Linked DNA regions of Homo sapiens: region 2 is linked to region 1. Evidence: chromatin loops called from intact Hi-C (ENCODE). Cell type or tissue: dorsolateral prefrontal cortex. All regions are shown on one strand.

Region 1 (8,000 bases):
TAAGAAGGGGCCTGTCCCAGATAGGGAGATGGGGCTGGAGGACCCCAGAGATGGCCCACTCACTCCCTCCCCTGTCGTCCTTCTCTCATTTGCTCCTCACCCTGATTTTCTGGTGATCTCCAGGAGAAAGCCCTCACCATGGCCCCCAGGGTAGATGGCCTATTTTTCACATATGCATCCAAGAAAAGGGATTGAGTCTTGCCCAGATGAGCACACCCCACCCCCCTCAGCCAGACTGAAAGCTCCCATCTGGGTCTCTCTACTGGACAGTGTCCAACCGCAGAGCCCAGAAGGGGATGTGTATAGAGGCTGTGTGATAATGAAGGGTAGGGGAGAAGGGGTGGGAATTGATGAGGAATGGAGGGGAAAGGTGACCCAGGCCTCCCTGGAGGATGCCCATCCTACCTGGATGGGGATGAGGGGCTCCTTGTCATCAATGTCGATGAGCACGTCTTCCCCAGGACTGAGTAGGCTCACATCGTCTGCAGGGGAGGGAGCCATCCAGGCCTGAGAGGGGCTCTCTCAAAAGGCTCGCCCCTCACCAGCCCCAGGGCTCAACCAAGGGACCAAGACAAGACCCTGCAGTCTCTCCACATTTCTCAGTCGGTATCTCTCTCTTCCTACTTCCCAATAAGTCCCTCTCTCATCTCCATCTCTCCCATCCTCCTTCACATGCTCTGTCTCCCACTTCTGTCTTCCTCTCCTCACATTTCTTTCCTCCCTCCCCGCATCATTGTCTCCCTGCCCTCTCTCTCCCTCCCCCTGGGCCCACTTTGAGCCCTCACCCCTCAGCTCCAACGGGTATCAGTCACCTGCTCCTGGTGCCCCCCACCCAGAGCTAGGCTCTGCCCTAAGGAAGGTCTCCACCCTGTGGTCTAGCAGAGCAGAAACCACTTCTCATTCAGGTCTCCGTAAGAGAAGGGTTTCAGGATGCATCTCAACTAGGAAGGGTAGCTTGGCCCTGAGGCTCCCCCTTCCCTGACCTGCCCATCATCTCCCCTTCCCCTACCTGGGCCACCCTGTGGGGATGGACTCTCCGCCGAGTAGGGGTCACACAGGAAGCTCTCCAGGGAGCGGATGGTACACTGGCCCACCACAGGCCGGCGGCCAAACTGGCGGTTATCGATGACCTTGACGGTGATGGGGGGGCAGTAGAGCTCCTCCCTGGGCAGCATCTGGGTGGAGGAGGAAGAACGCACTGGCCTGAATCCCCCTCTGGGAAGTCTCCAGGTCAAGCCCAAAGAGCAGAAAATGACTATAAACCGCAGATAATCCCCACAGCCAGAAATCCAAAATGGTGGCTGGCCCAGAGCTGGGCAGTCGAGCGAAGCCACACACCTTTTCTGTCGGCCCCTTGAATGCTGCATGCAGAGGCCGGCTTTCCCCCCACAGCTTTACCTTCCAAATGCATCCTGTTCAGCCTGAAGTGGAAACGAGGCTGCGCTCCCTCACTGGCTGGGGAGCGGGCGAGGGGAGTTGGCCCGGGACTCAACATTTCTTACAGACAGTCCCCCCAAGTGGATACTCAAGAGTTGGCTTACAGACCCAGATTCTTCCCCCCACACACCCCAAAAGCACTTTGAACACAACTTGAAATAATTTATATGCTCTCCTTCAGGGGCGGCTTTGGCTCGGCCAAGAGGAGGCTTCTGTTGACAGCCACTGGGCCTGGAATTTCTACAGCGCTTTCATCTTGCAAACCATTTTCTTTTCCTCAGACCTGCCTTACTCTGGCCACTAGGTCTAGGCATCCCAGGGAGGTGGAGAGGCCTGGAGGGCCTGAGGGCTGTGGGGGTGAGCTCCTTTGAGGGGGCCCAGGCTGGGGGAGGACATGGTCAGAAAAGGTTTGGAGGAATCCTGGAAAGCCAAGCCCTAGCAGGTCCCCAAGGGCGCTCCAGGGGACTGAAACCTGTCCCAGAGGGACAACAGCCAGGGGATGTCTCCTTGGGACTTTCGCTGATCTAGGATTTGGGTATAGGAGGAGCAGGTTGGCCCCGTTTGTCCTACTCAGAGGCCTGAACCCTTCCAGTGAGGAGGGTATGAGCATTTCTCCCCATGTTCACAGGAAAGTGAGGGGTCCTACCCTGGATCCCGCAGGGAATTGGAGCACAAGCCCCAGGCTGCTCGGGGACATGTAGAACTTCTAGCCCCAGGACTCTGGAAGGGGACAGTAGGGAGGTGGGGCTCACCACTTCCATGAAGAGGGTGCAGATGTCAAAGTTGGGGTTCTTCCGGAGGTTCCTGATGACACAGGACTGCACCGTCTGGCCCCCACACTCTACCACGAGGCTGGGGGAGGAGATGTTGGCCAGCTGGTAACTCTTCATGTTCCGCAGGCCCCATGCCAGGATCTAAGCACACAGAATGAGGAGAGTGGCTCAGAAGGCCCCGGGCCCCAGGAAAGGCTGGGGCCAGGAAGGGGAAGGGCAGGCTGCTCCCAGCCCCCACGCCCAGGCCCGGACGGCTCACCTCGATGGCGGTACGCTGGAGCGCTGGCTTGATGTTCTGAGGAACCATGTAGATGTTGGCCTCCCTCTGGGGTGGTGGGTAGGGCAGGTCTGTGTCCTCAGACTGCAGTGGACAGCAGGTAGAATGGAGACAAAGGTGGAAGGAAGACCAAGGCAAAAAGACAAGAGAGAAGGACAGATAGGACAGAAAGAAATGCCAAGTGCAGGGAGAAACAGAGAAGGAAAGACAGAAGTGGACAAACAGGGAGGCAGAAACGAAAAAGCTAAGTCAGTTTCGGCCAGGCATCATCTTCTCCAGGATCACAATTCCAGCACCTTCATCCAGGGTTCAGGTCACCTTGTTCCAACTGAATCCCGTCACCCCTCCTCCCATAATGCAGGCTCTGATGCCCCCTGAGCTGCTCCGGGTCTGCCCCTCCCTGATACGCACACAGCATATGCGTGCACACACTGCCTATTCCATCCTGGCAGATCCACTTCAGCCCCTCTCAGTCCCAGAGAGGACCATGTGCCTGCCCGCCAGCCTGGTTCTCCTGCCTCCTGGCTCAGACCCTTCCGGGTTATCATCTGTCCTGGTATTTCTTCCCCACCCCTAGACACCTTCCAGCCCCAAACCCCCACCTCTCACGCCTGTCCCCTGTGAGGACAGAATACTTGCATTGTGAGCCAGAAAGAGAACAACTGAGCAATGGGAGAAGGGGCTCCCCAGAGCACCAAAGCACACTGCTGGGGAGGGTCTCTCTCCACTACAGAGACGAGCAAGTGTGTGTCAATTCTGGCCTACTAAGAGTTTGCCAGAAAGAGTTGGGCAGGAATCCTCAATGATCACAAAGAACTACATGAGGAAGCAAGGTGGGGCAAGGGAGGCAGGTACTGCCTTAGATAGTTAACCACCAATAACAGCAGTTAGGAACACAGGTGTGAGTCCTAACTCCACTATGTATGACGTTAAATAAATTATTTCACCTCCTATAGCTGAATGTTTTCATCTATAAAATGGTTAGCAAAAGTTGTCAACCTCTAAAGGTTAGGGTGAGGGTTGAGGAAGTTAATACCTGTATAACCTTTAGAGCTTCATGTAAACCTTCAACAGGACTATTAGCCCATGTGGTGTCTTTGTGACAATTAGAGAAAAATGTGCTTAAGACTCTTTACTTCCATGTCAGAAAGTTGTCATATTTTCTGAGTTTATTAGAACAAGACACTTTACTGCCACCTATTGGGAAATTGTTATAATAAATACAAGTATATGGTGTCTGTGCTAGAAATGCAGCCCCTTAGACACAGTGTCCTTGTGCAGTGCCCAACCTGCACATCCATACATGGAGGGCCTGACACTCCGGAAATGTTAACTATAATTAAAAGGACTGTGATAGACACTTTACAGAGCTTGCCTCATGTAATCTCATTTATTAAACAATGAAATCATTGGATTCATTCTCCAAGTGACTTCTGTTGGGTTCCTTCTGCGAGGATGGTACATCCATACAGACGCTCTGCCATAGATGGTGGGAGCAGTCAAAGCAGAGAAAGATATCAGCTTCCCCCCACCTCCATGAATCACTTCACAGCCAACCCAAGCCACACTCCTGTGCAGCGACACCCTGATGACACCATGTTTCCCCCAACCTACAGCAGTTGGAAGCTTAGTCCTAGAATCAGACCTCAACTCTAGTTCCAGCTCTGCCACCTCCTCGCCATTAGGCCTTGGACAGATTACTCAACTTCAGTGACTCAGTATTCTCAGATGAAGATCTGAGATAAGCTGCTCCGAGAATTAAATGAGAGAACACATCTGAAGAGCGCCTGGCACACAGGAGGCGCTTAGTAAATGGCTGTGACTGTAACTATTACTAGAATTGTTGTTAGTACCATTGTTTTTGCCATTGGTGTTGGTGTTGATCTCCCCAGGGTGACTTCAAGAGAGCTGAGCCATTAGAAGCATCTTTCAGAGCAACACTGGCTTTATTACTATCTCTAAGTCACCAGGGCATAAAGCAAAAAAACTTATCATTTTCCTCCAGACCCACAATGCAGGTGACATGATGCAGGAAGCACCTGCATTCCTGACCGTCTGATAAGCAGGGGTGATGGACAGGGCTGCTGCAGTGCACAGCTCCAGGGGCTGCTATGCATGTCACAGTCCACATGAAAGGTGCCCTTGGAGGATGGAGGCAGGGCCTACACAGCTTCTGCAGTGACCTGGCTGCTATGGGGACCCCCAGTTTGATGTCCTCCCTGGGCACTCCAAGGCCACCAGCTGCAGGTGGCAGCACAGCAGGGTGTCCTCTTTAAAGACAGGGTTGCACTTGAATGCCTGCTTGTGGTCTGTTCATGGCCCCTTATGGCTATGCCCAACCCAATATGGACCCAGAGCCAAAAACCCAAGACAAAGAGGGGCCAAAAAAAAAAACCATCAGGGAGGGAACAGCCCCAGGATCCCCTGAGTGGAGTGGCAGAAAGACCAATCTTTCTCATACACTTGTTCTCTTAAAATCACTAAGGAAAACTCATGAATACATTCCTCCCAGAATATTTCCTCTCTAGGCCCCCAAACGCTGGGCAGTATCCACTTTATCCCTCATTTCCTCGGTCTGTCCCTCGGGGCTCCCTCGAGCTCCGTGGTGATGACATTCCTCTCTAAAGGCTGGGGACCAGGCTCCGCATCTTCAGGAGCCTGCTTGCTGAGGACAGGGGAACAAGAACCTGGAGAAGGTTAAGCTCCAATACCGTTTGGAGAAGGCCCTGGAGGAAGAAGGCAGGAGCACACAGCTGCGGAGCGTCGGGCCCAGCGGAGGCAGAAGGAAGAGACAGGCAGAGACAGTGGTTAGAGGTGTGTCCAGGCAGCTTCCTCAGCATGAGGCCACAGCATGCATCCCAAGGCCATCTCTGTCCACCGTGCTGTCCCCAGGGGTCCCAGGACATGCTTCTTCCCTGCCATTTCCTGCCACCTCCCAGGGTTGCCTGCCTCTGTGGCTCCCCCTCTGACCATGCGTCCAAATGCTCCTCCCCAATTTTTCACACTATCTCCTGGATCTGCTCCTTCCCAATTTAAAGACATCCCCATCTCCCAAATCCACCCGCGCCCTCCTCTCTGCAGGCTCCCTCCTCTCCTCTCTCTAATCCTGTCTCCATCCACTACCTCTCCTCCCTCATGTCCACACCACCTGCTTCCCAGTGCACCCTGCTTCTGCCCTCAGCACCCCTCCCCGGAAATTTGTCTCCAGAGTCCCCTACCCGAAGGACACTCGTGGGCTCTTCTCTCTCTCACCCCCTCAGCAGCATCTGGCCAGCTAACCTCATCTCCTTCCCAAACAGTCTCTCTGGATCCACACTGCTGGCCCTCACCCTGTTTGCTGAGCCTCCTCTGCAGCCTTCCCATCTTCCTCCACCAAGCCCTGATCTGCTCCTTAGCCCTCTCCTAGACTTTCTGCTCCCAAACATCTCTGCTAAGCCCCAATATCTTACTGCTTAGTTCATTAATGTGTCCTACTGGCCTCTCACACTGAACTTGTCCAAAACTGGATTCTTCATCTTCCCCCTCAGAACCTGCTCTCTTCAAGTCTGACCCCACCATCTAGACAACCAAGCCAAAAGCTCCCACGCCACCCTTGGCTCCTCCTGCCCCTCATCGCCCTGCCTGACTGATCACCAAACACTGGTAATCCTGTCTCCTGAACATCTCTCACGCCCGCCCACCCATCTCCTTTGCTCAGTGCAAGCCACTACCCTCTCTTGCCTGGATTCACCAGCATCCCCCTTTCACTTGGTTTTGACACCCTCTCCCAACAGCCCACGCGTTCTACAATCTGCAGCCAAGGCAGGCTTTCTAATAATGTCACTCTTTGTTTCAAGTCCTCCAATGTCTTCCCATCTGCTCAGGATGAAGTGCAGACTCTTCAAAGTAGCCTCCACAAGACCTCTAATCTTCCAGCTCCTGCTGCCTTCTCTGGGCATGTCTCTCATGAGATAAATTTCCCCTTGATGACCCCAAGTAGTGATGAACCACCTCCTGGGACACACGCAACCCCTGCCCTTCTGAATGCTAGCAGGTTGCAGGAGGCACCATGCTCTTTTAGCTTTGAGGCTTGGAGCTCAGTGGTCCCTCTGTCTGAAATGCACTTCTACCCCTACTCCTCCTGTACTTCCTATTCAGACAGCAGGTGTCCATTTAAATCTTTCCTGGTGCCCCAAGCTTAAGTACCCCCGTAGCTCCCATAGCAACTTACACTTATTCCCATAGAAAGACACATCAATCCATCACCCATGCTATCTCCACGTGTTCATTTGATTGTGTCCTTGGTTAAACCAGCAATTCTGTACACAGGGACCATAGCTGAATTCCCCCGTCCAACAAATAAATGATTATGAATGGATAACTGAAGGGGAAGAGGGAGGGTGAAGACAGAAGAGTGGGTGGATGGGAGGATAAAGGAATGAATCCAACACGCACTGTCCTCCTTCCTAGCACCCGTGCCTGCTCTAGCCTGACCCTGGGTCCTCCCCAGGCCTGCTCATTACTCCCTCTGGTTCAATGGGCTTTCTTTACTGCCAACTGAATCTAACCCATTTTTAGGGCCTAATTCAAGGTCTCTAGAAAATCTCCCCAAGACGCTCCAGAAACGTCTTATAACCTGACTCTGACTCTCTTAACCCCGTCTACATGACCCTTTCCCCACATACCCCATTCCTATGGTCCTAAGGGATCTCTGATCATCTCCCAGGCAGGAGTCCTGAGGTCTCTGCCAGCTCTTGAGCCTGGTTTTCAACTTTTTTTCTGGTCCAGCCCACTTGAGGGGCACAGCACCCCCTCTCCAGGACAGTAATTCTCAGTGAGGGTGCTGCGACCCTCACTGCAACTGGGAAGCCTCTCAGCACTGCTGGGCAGATGGGGTGTAGACTGAAAGTGCCACCAGAACATCCTGATTCACTGTCCTAGGGTTGATGGAGGACTCTGATAAGCCTAATCAGAGGAAGCCACATTTGACCAGCTCCCGTCTTGCTCCCTTCAAATGCAGGGCAGACCAGGGGCGGCTGCAGAGATGGGTTCTACAGGTGTGCAGAGTGTTGATCAAGCCAGCCCAGACCAAGAAGACCCCAAGAACAAGTGAAGCTCTCTCCCCTACCAGAGCTGAAGCCATCCTCAAGCCCACTTCAGTCTATCAGTCCCGCTGGCCAGTTTACCACGAAGAACCAAGGCCCTGAGCCATGAAAGGGGCACCCCCAGCCCAGTCTAGGGGCCACCATGTTAGACAGGAGTCGCTCCCAGGGCAAGGGAAGTGTTGGCAAGCCTCCTGCATCAGCCGGGTCATCAGTAGCCTATGGACCCTCACCTCACCCAGCAGAGGACAGAAGACGCTGCAGTCACATCCTGGTTCCTCGGGGAGCTCCAGGCAGGGGGCAGCCAGGCAGGCTGGGAGGGCTCCATTGTCTGCCTGCCCCACCCAGCTCGTTAGGAACAATATGTTGCTCTAATTACACTTCCCAGGAAAAACAGTGTTTTAAATTAAGGCCTTGGGGGAGGAATGGGGG
Region 2 (8,000 bases), 1.1 Mb before region 1:
TTCCTTGTATGTTTTATGACTTTTGATACTTAAGTTCCAGTTCAATGGAGTATTATTTGTGAGAATTCCTAGAAGTATAGGTTAAGGTATATTTCTCTGGAGAAGATTTGCCTTTGCTTCAGTTGGTTATTTGAGGGTATTAACAACCATGCTGGGACTACTTTAAAAATAAATTGTCAGTTGAGATTTCTCAGACCACAGAAGATTGATAGTATGAGTGTAGACCTCCCTTCTGTGAGAAGGCTGGCATGTGCTTTCAAATTATCATGGGAGTTTTCTCCTTCCCTCACCCAGAGCTAACACCAGATAGGCAAGTTTACTTGCAGTCTCCCTTTATGAGGAAGTGTTTTTCTATTTTATCTTTTACTAATGATGTATTCTGGGGTATCTTCGCTTCATTCATTTGAAGGCCTCTGATTTGACTCCCCATCTTGTGTGGGCAATAGGCCATGTCTCTTTTTCTCTGTATGGCTATAAAATAGAAGCATTAGGTCAGAGGTGATTAGAGAGATTAGGTTAGAGGTGGTTAGAGGTGATTAGGAGTTTGATAGTAGAAATGTTTTTCACAGTGTATCCAATCTTCCATACGGTTCATGGAACTTCATCCTATTTTGCCTGCTTTGTTCTTTATTATGTTTTAGGATGGAAACTACTCTGATGCCTTTCCATCCATCCTCTTTCATGTACTTAATTGCTTATAGAGTTAAAGAGTTTTAAATTGTGGTCACTTTTGGCCATGGGGTATCAGCAAACAACCACTTACGGGTGAAATTGGACCAGGAGTTGAATGTGGTGTTGTTAGGTCTGGTTCTTTCTCAGAAAATTAGAAAAAAGTGTGTGTGTGTGTTTGTGTGTGTGTAGGTATGTGTGTGTGTGAGGTATGTATATGTATATATGTGTCACCCACATATATAGCATATATACTATATATAATACATGCATTTATATATATAGTATACATAACATATACATCTACAAATGAGGTTACTTACATTTATTAGGGTTTGATTCAGAGATTCTAGGAAACTTGCATGGTCTATTTTGTTAAGTCCACATTAAATCTACATGCATAAGTGGATCATGGCTATTCACTGCTGTGTTTCTACCATACTAGTGTTAACCATTATTGGTTTGTCTTTCTCTGTTAATAGCTTAATGATACCTATCATCAGAACCATAATGATAATTTTAAGTGTGGAGACCGAAGTGTTCCAAAAATTATTCATTTTTCTTTTTTCTCTCAGTAGAATCATGTTTCAATACTTAATACACAGTCTCTTAATATTTGCATATGTCTTCAGAGTAATTATTTAATTAAATATGTAGGGTGGTGCAAAAGTAATTGCAGTTTTGTGATTTTTTTAATGGCAAACATTAAAAGTAGTGGCAAAACTGCAATTACTTTCCGCTTTAATGGCAAAAATTAAAAGTAATGGCAAAACCGCAATTACTTTTGCACCACCCTGCTACTGAATATCTTTTGTAAAGAATCTGGAAGAGTTTTATCAACATGCCCTAGATTCAGACTCATTATGTTGATGATAGATACTAAGTGAACTGGTCATTTCATCTAGCTCCAACATCACATGTTTAAGTGTTAAACTTAACACACTGAATTACATGCAGTGAGACCAGAGCTAACCTACCAAGTGTATTATAACTCCTAAACAACTGTATTAGTACTCTGCTTTCAGCAGTTTTCTAGGTTAGAGTCAATAAGTATCACCAGGCTGTAGAGGTACTTTTTTATATCTTATCTTATAATTAGCAGCAACATTCATGATCTAACTTTTATCTGCCAGATTTCATGACCACCACTGAAAGATACAATGAAATAAAATCTTTTTGCACCTAACACAAATAGATACAAAGGACAAAGTGAAGCCACTAATAATCCTGTTTTGCCTTTATATCTTCAGTTACTGTTGGTGATTACTTGTTCTAATAGTGTGACATTATCATAGTAGCAATTATGGCAGTCTCTATGTTCTTAATTTGGAGTTTCCTTGTTTTCATTAGTTTATTTCCTAATAGTCTGTTGTTGATTTGACTGATGTTTTGGGACAATTCCCCCTTCTCCACTTTCCTGTGGTATTTAACCAAAACCAGGTTTTAGTAGGCCCTTTGGCTAGGTGTCAGTTGAAGCTGCTCCACCCTGCTTTTATTCCTCTGGAAATAGCCATCATTGGGGTTCCCTTCCTGCCTTGAGAGAAATCTGCATCACAGCATTCTTTTGGTTATATGGGCTATCTTTGTGTGAAGCCAGTTGGATACCTTGGTATCTTCAGAGCTGGAAAAAGGATTTGAATGTATTTGATCTCCTGTGGCAGTACAAAAATATTTGGGTATAGTGTTCAGTTAGAATTCATGTTAACTAGCATATGCTTCTCCTGTCATTGATGATGATCTGATTGATCTCCTTCATCGTTATGCACCCAGAGCATCCAGATTACAATACTAAGGTTGGAATTAAACTGATAGACAAACTGAAGTAAGGAGAAGGGACTTTAAACTCCTTTTGACCTCCTGCAGTTTCTCTTTCAACATCATGCACAAATCTGTTTTTCCACTTTATTTTTAACATTTGGAATAAACAAAAATACTAATGATGCTTTTATGGAGCTTAATGAGAAGAAAATGTTTGAGGAATAAAACCATGACAGAAGTTTAAAAACATATATATGAAAAAGAAAAGACCAGAATAAACTCTGGAATTTTTCCTTGAATTAATCAAAAACAAAAACCAAAATGTTCAGTTCATTGTGTCTTGAAGTTCTCCGTGGTTCTGAAAACATCTCAACAGAAATGCTTTGTATCATGGGATACACTTTTGCATCCACCTCTGAAACAACTAGAAATCCTCATCAGTTAGTCTCCTACCTTTTTCCATCTTCATCTTATATGGAGGACCTCCTCTGTGCCAGGCTGTGTGCCAGCAGGTAGAGATAAAATGGGTAAGACATAGTCTCTCCCCACAAGGAGATTAGCATTCTAGTATGGGGAGATTGGCAAGTGAATGGACAATCAGATATAGTTTAATAAATTCTGTAAAAATGATAATCACCGAGGAGGAGCACATAATAGAATCTATGTGATTAGGGAAGGTTTCCCAGAAAAGGTGCAAGCTGAAAATTGAGAGGCAAATGGGAGTTACTCTTAACTAAACTAGAAGCAAAAGGAGAAGAATGGCCTAGGTCCAGGGAACAAGATTGCTTTGTAAAGTGTGTAGACTCTGACTTGCTCTTGGTTGTTTCTTTGATTTGCTTGTTACCTTTGAAGACTGAACAATGTTGCATCATTTAGGATACTTTCCTTTGCAAGTAGCAGAATATCAAGGGAAAGTGGCTTAAACAATGGGAAATTTATTAAGTCATATAACATGATGTTTGGAGATAGGGCTGTTTCAGGATTGCATCACTATCAAAGAGCCGAGTGTTTTCCATTTTCCCCTTTGCCATTCTAAGATTTTTTGGGCAATATCTTCTTCCTTTTCAGAATGGTTACTGCATCCTCAAACATTATGCTTTCACAGGACAATGTCTAAGGCAGGAAAAGCAGTTTCTTTTCCTGAATGCTTCAGGAAAGAAAACCTTTTCTTGGATCCTCACTGCCAGATTTTCCTTCTCATTGGTGAGATAAGTGTGTCACTGACCACCATATATTAACTGGTCACTCACAAAGAGAATGCAATTACCATGATTGGTTTACAGACTAATTAATATTTATCCTTTGTGGTAGGACAGAAATATCAGAATGAATTGGGACTCTTCCAATAGGAGGAAGAAGAGAATAGTTGTGTAGGCACAACTAATAGGCAACTTACTCATCTTGAAGTAGAAGTTTGTCTCTCTCTCTCTCTTTTTAAACCACTTAGCTTTGTGTTGGGCTTCATATTGCATTAGCTTTTTCTGTTTTCTTTGGGGGTCAGGCCTAATTGTATCGTAGCAAGCAATTAATTTTGATTAAGGCATTTAACTTGCCTGGGCCTCAGTTTCCTTGAGTGTACAATGAGAGCTTTGTCTTCCATCTCTAAGACCTGTTTCAACTAACATTTTGGGGGCCCATGCCACCTGCTTGCTTTCCTTGTTCAAAGAGATAGACTGATGCAGTAGAGAGGACACTTTCTAGCTATGTGAAGTTGGCAAGTTGCTTCATCTTGGGTTACAGGTTTCTCATTTATAAAATGGGAATAATGTCTAATTTATAAGATGCATTGGATTTAAATGAAATAATGCTTATAACATTATTTTTCCTCCTTCTTTGACAAGCAAATTTGAATTAATATAGGCTCTAAGCAAGTGATATAATCCTGTAGTGGTTTGGTACAGGTGAATGGTAAATATTTGTTCAACAGAATTACTCAAGTGCCATTTTATAAATTAAGATCTCTTAATATGCACATGAAATTTAGGTGGGCTATGGATATAGTATCATTATGAAATCTAGAGCTATGCACCAGATAGTTATACGAGGATAAATAATTTACTTTTTGCACAAACCGGTGGTTTATTTGGGGGTTTTTGGAAACCAGACTCCACATGGCAGCATTTATTTAGTTGAGTCAAATTTAGGCTATAAAAAGTTTAGTTAATTTCCATATATTTCTTCTTGTTTGCCTTTTACTAAGTACTATAGTAAAGTATATACTTTACTAAGAATATTATTGAGATTATCACAAATAATTAAACTAGTGGTGCAGTTTATTCCATAGATTGTCTTGTTTAACTGCAACATAACCTGGACATGTCAAAAACCTATGCCTTTGTTCTCAAGATCCTGCTTTCTAATAGTAATGGAAATTTAAACATTAGAGTACCTTACATATCATTTAGTAATCAGCTATAAGTCTCTGACCAACAGGTATTATGGAATATAGTTTTTAGATTTTTAAGCGGTCCTGTTTACTTGTAAGGCCACATCATTTCAAGGAATGTTAGAAAAGGGCCATCACTAGATGGCAGTCTTTCTCTACCTTAAGGTATTAAAAGAAAAAAATGCCACACTTTGTTCGACTGCATTGTTGACTACTGATATTAGATTAGCTTCAGTAGTAAATTTCTGACCTTTTCAGTGTTTAAGTCTTGTTTATTTTTGTTTTTAGCCTTTTATATCTGATGGATATGTTGGTTAGCAAAGTGTTATATTTAAATGTGCTTGAAATGCTGATTCATGGTGAACTGTTAGGTAGTGATCAGTCATAATTGCCTCTTCCTTTGGTAGACAATTTGAAATAAAATCTTTAAATTTGTGGTTTTTAACCTATTTGGTAACCAGATGGAAACTATTGGAAACTTTTTTTCTTAAAAATGCATATATGTACATCTACCTATATATACAAAATCCACCTAGGATCTGGGAATCATGGATTTCCTGAAACATACCTATGGAACACAAAGTCTTTTAAATATAGTCTTTATCCCCTGTTTTAAATATGGGTGTTTTACGTTTTATTCTTTCTTTTTTTTTAATTCTCAAAATACTCTGGCGATCTACTGCAAACCTTTCATGTTATTCTGCATAATAATTAAAGAGAATATTACAATCATAATGGTCCTAAGATAGGAGTAACAGATGGAGAGTAGTGATAAGCAGGTAGAAACTTTATTAACTTGTGTTTTATTTTGTTTTTTAAAGAAATGGGATCTCACTATGTTGACCAGGCTGGTTTCAAGCTCCTGGCCTCAAAGCAATCCCTCTATCTTGGCCTCCCAAAGTGCTGGAATTACAGGTGTGGGCCACCACCCCTGATCCATTAACTTGTTTTGAACTACTGCCTATTTATACTATTCTACAAATGTATGATCTTAGCATTGTTGACTAAACTTGAAAGTGGAGGCGAACTGTAGATACTTAAAGCTAAGCTAGTACTTTTAAGAGAATTGTAATTGATTGCTTCCTATTTTCTAGATGAGAAAGTTGAGGGTCGGAGAGATTAACTGGATTGGCCAAAGACCTATATATAGCAAGCTAATTACAGTGCTAAGATGAAGGCCACATAGTCAGGCAGCTAAAATCCACATTTCCTTTCTTAGGTTTTTGATTTTTTTTTTCTTTAAATAGGAAGATCAGAGAGCCTAGGGAGGCATTATTAATATAAGTTCTGCATTTCTTAACTTTGGAATTTGCTTTTCTGTGAGGTTGTCTTTTGTGACGTTACCGTAGATCTCTGGAGGGAAGAAATGAAAAGAAGTTTTACCCAGTAGAATGAACTATACTTGCCATTTAACTTAGAAGTATATTGAGTCAAGTCAGGGTGTACTGAATTTGAAACCAAGAGATTGTCTACTATTGAATAATATATCAGCTTATGCAATTTATATTGAGGAGTTTTCGGTGATTCTTCACGTTCTCCAAGTGTCAAGGTAAATCAGTATCTTTACATGGAAACCTTTCTTTTCCTTTCCTTTGAAAGGGGGAAAAGTTAAGCTTATTTGAGATTACTTGAAATGTCAACGGTAGATTCTCTTATGTATTCCAAACAGCTTTTTCAGGCAAGTGGTTATTCTACAGTTTTCCTACTTGTCAAAGCAGAGATTGTTTATAATTTATTTGACAATCTCCCTTTATTTCAAAGGAAGGAGAATGAATCCAGATTGCTCTGCCTTTTCTGAAGTAAGTGTTCAGAATCTTGACTGGAAGCCAAACATGTACAGTCATATGTTGCTTAGCAGAGAGGATATGTTCTAAAAAATGTGTCATTAGGTGATTTTGTTGTTGTGTGAACATCATAGAGTATACTTACACAAGCCTAGATGGTATATAGTCTACTACACACCTAGGCTATATGGTATAGCCTATTGCTACTAGGCTGCAAACCTGTACAGTATGTTGCTGTACTTAATACTGTAGGCAGTTATAACATACTGGTAAGTATTTGTATATCTAAATGTAGAAAAGGTAATGTGTTGCACTACAATACAAAGCCTATGACTTCACTAGATAATACAGTGGGACCACCATTATATATGTGGTCCATCGTTAACTAAAACATTATTATGCAGTGCATGACTATTCCTTTCATCTATGGCTACTGCTGAGTTTTGGGTGGTAGAACTGACCTCCTGTGGGGGGTGTGGTTTCTGATCCAGAGGATCAGCATAGTGATCCAGTACCCAGAAAGGATTATAGAACCAGAAAATGTTGGCAATGAGCAAATGAGTATTTCTTGAACAAATGTCAGAAATCAAAGAGTCCTTAGAGATAGTGTTAGTCATTCTTTACTCAGTGAATGTTTACTTATTGTCTACTACCTGTCTGGCACTGTTATAGAGGTACAGTATGACAGACAAAATTCTTGCCCTTGAACTTACAATCTAGTTGAGGTGGGTTGTGGGGAGGCGGAGATAGACAACATATCATGGACGGTGAGGAGGAAGAGATTGTTCAAAGGTATAGGGGATGAGCATTACTAGTATAAGAACTGCAAAAACAAAATTCTTGAGGCGGGAAGAGGCTTTAAAAAAAGCCAGGGTAGCTGGAACTTAGAGGATGGAAGGGAATTTGGGTGGGAACTAGAGAAAGGAGAGAAATGAGGTTAGAGAGGTAATGTGAGGTTACATTATGTAGGGCCTTACAGGCAGCAGTAAAGAATCAAGATTTTAATTCTGATCATTTTTGTTACTGTGTGGAGTGTCTGTTTTGGGGCAGGGGGTGGAGTAGATGGAAAGTGCAGAATGGAGACTGTCAGGAGGCTGTTGCATTGGTCCATTGTGGTGGTAATGTAGATTTAGATCGTGTTTTAGTGGAAATGGTGGAATATGGTAAATGTTAAGACATGTTTCGGAGGTTGAGTTGTCAGGACTTATTAATGTATTGGATAGGGTATGTGATGGAAGGAGATAGATTAGGAGTCATTCCTAGATTTTTGGCTTGGGCAATTGTATAGTGTGCCTTTAGCTGTGATGGGATGGGTAGGCGGTTGGGAAATTTGAGGAGGAACAGGTATGGGAGTGGAGATACATTAGTAATAAATACTTTTTTTTCTACGTTAAATACTGAGA

What was found. Hi-C counts contacts between places; a loop is a spot of excess contacts. Peaks named below come from ENCODE experiments on the same cell type or tissue, not always from the same donor. Only the 100,000 strongest peaks of a DNase experiment are listed, where the experiment ranks them.
Region 2: it touches region 1 in a loop (2.9-fold over the local background); 3 of 110 quality-filtered maps call a loop at or near these places.

Annotation. Positions count from the first base shown.
Region 1 is chr2:71,605,816-71,613,815 of GRCh38, reverse strand. DYSF (dysferlin) reads right to left here. Exons shown (of 56, transcript NM_001130987.2): 37 at 2,470-2,571; 38 at 2,190-2,351; 39 at 1,010-1,175; 40 at 406-482. Among named protein-coding and RNA genes, the nearest start is that of DYSF, 140 kb to the right of the region's middle. In dorsolateral prefrontal cortex, CTCF peaks have their summits at 3,495 and 3,697 (motif pointing left); a DNase peak (open chromatin) is centred at 6,195; H3K27ac peaks cover 4,040 bases.
Region 2 is chr2:72,742,921-72,750,920 of GRCh38, reverse strand. All of the region lies in intron 1 of EXOC6B (exocyst complex component 6B), which reads left to right. Among named protein-coding and RNA genes, the nearest start is that of EXOC6B, 79 kb to the left of the region's middle. In dorsolateral prefrontal cortex, CTCF peaks have their summits at 4,762 and 4,962 (motif pointing right); no DNase peak of the experiment used is centred here.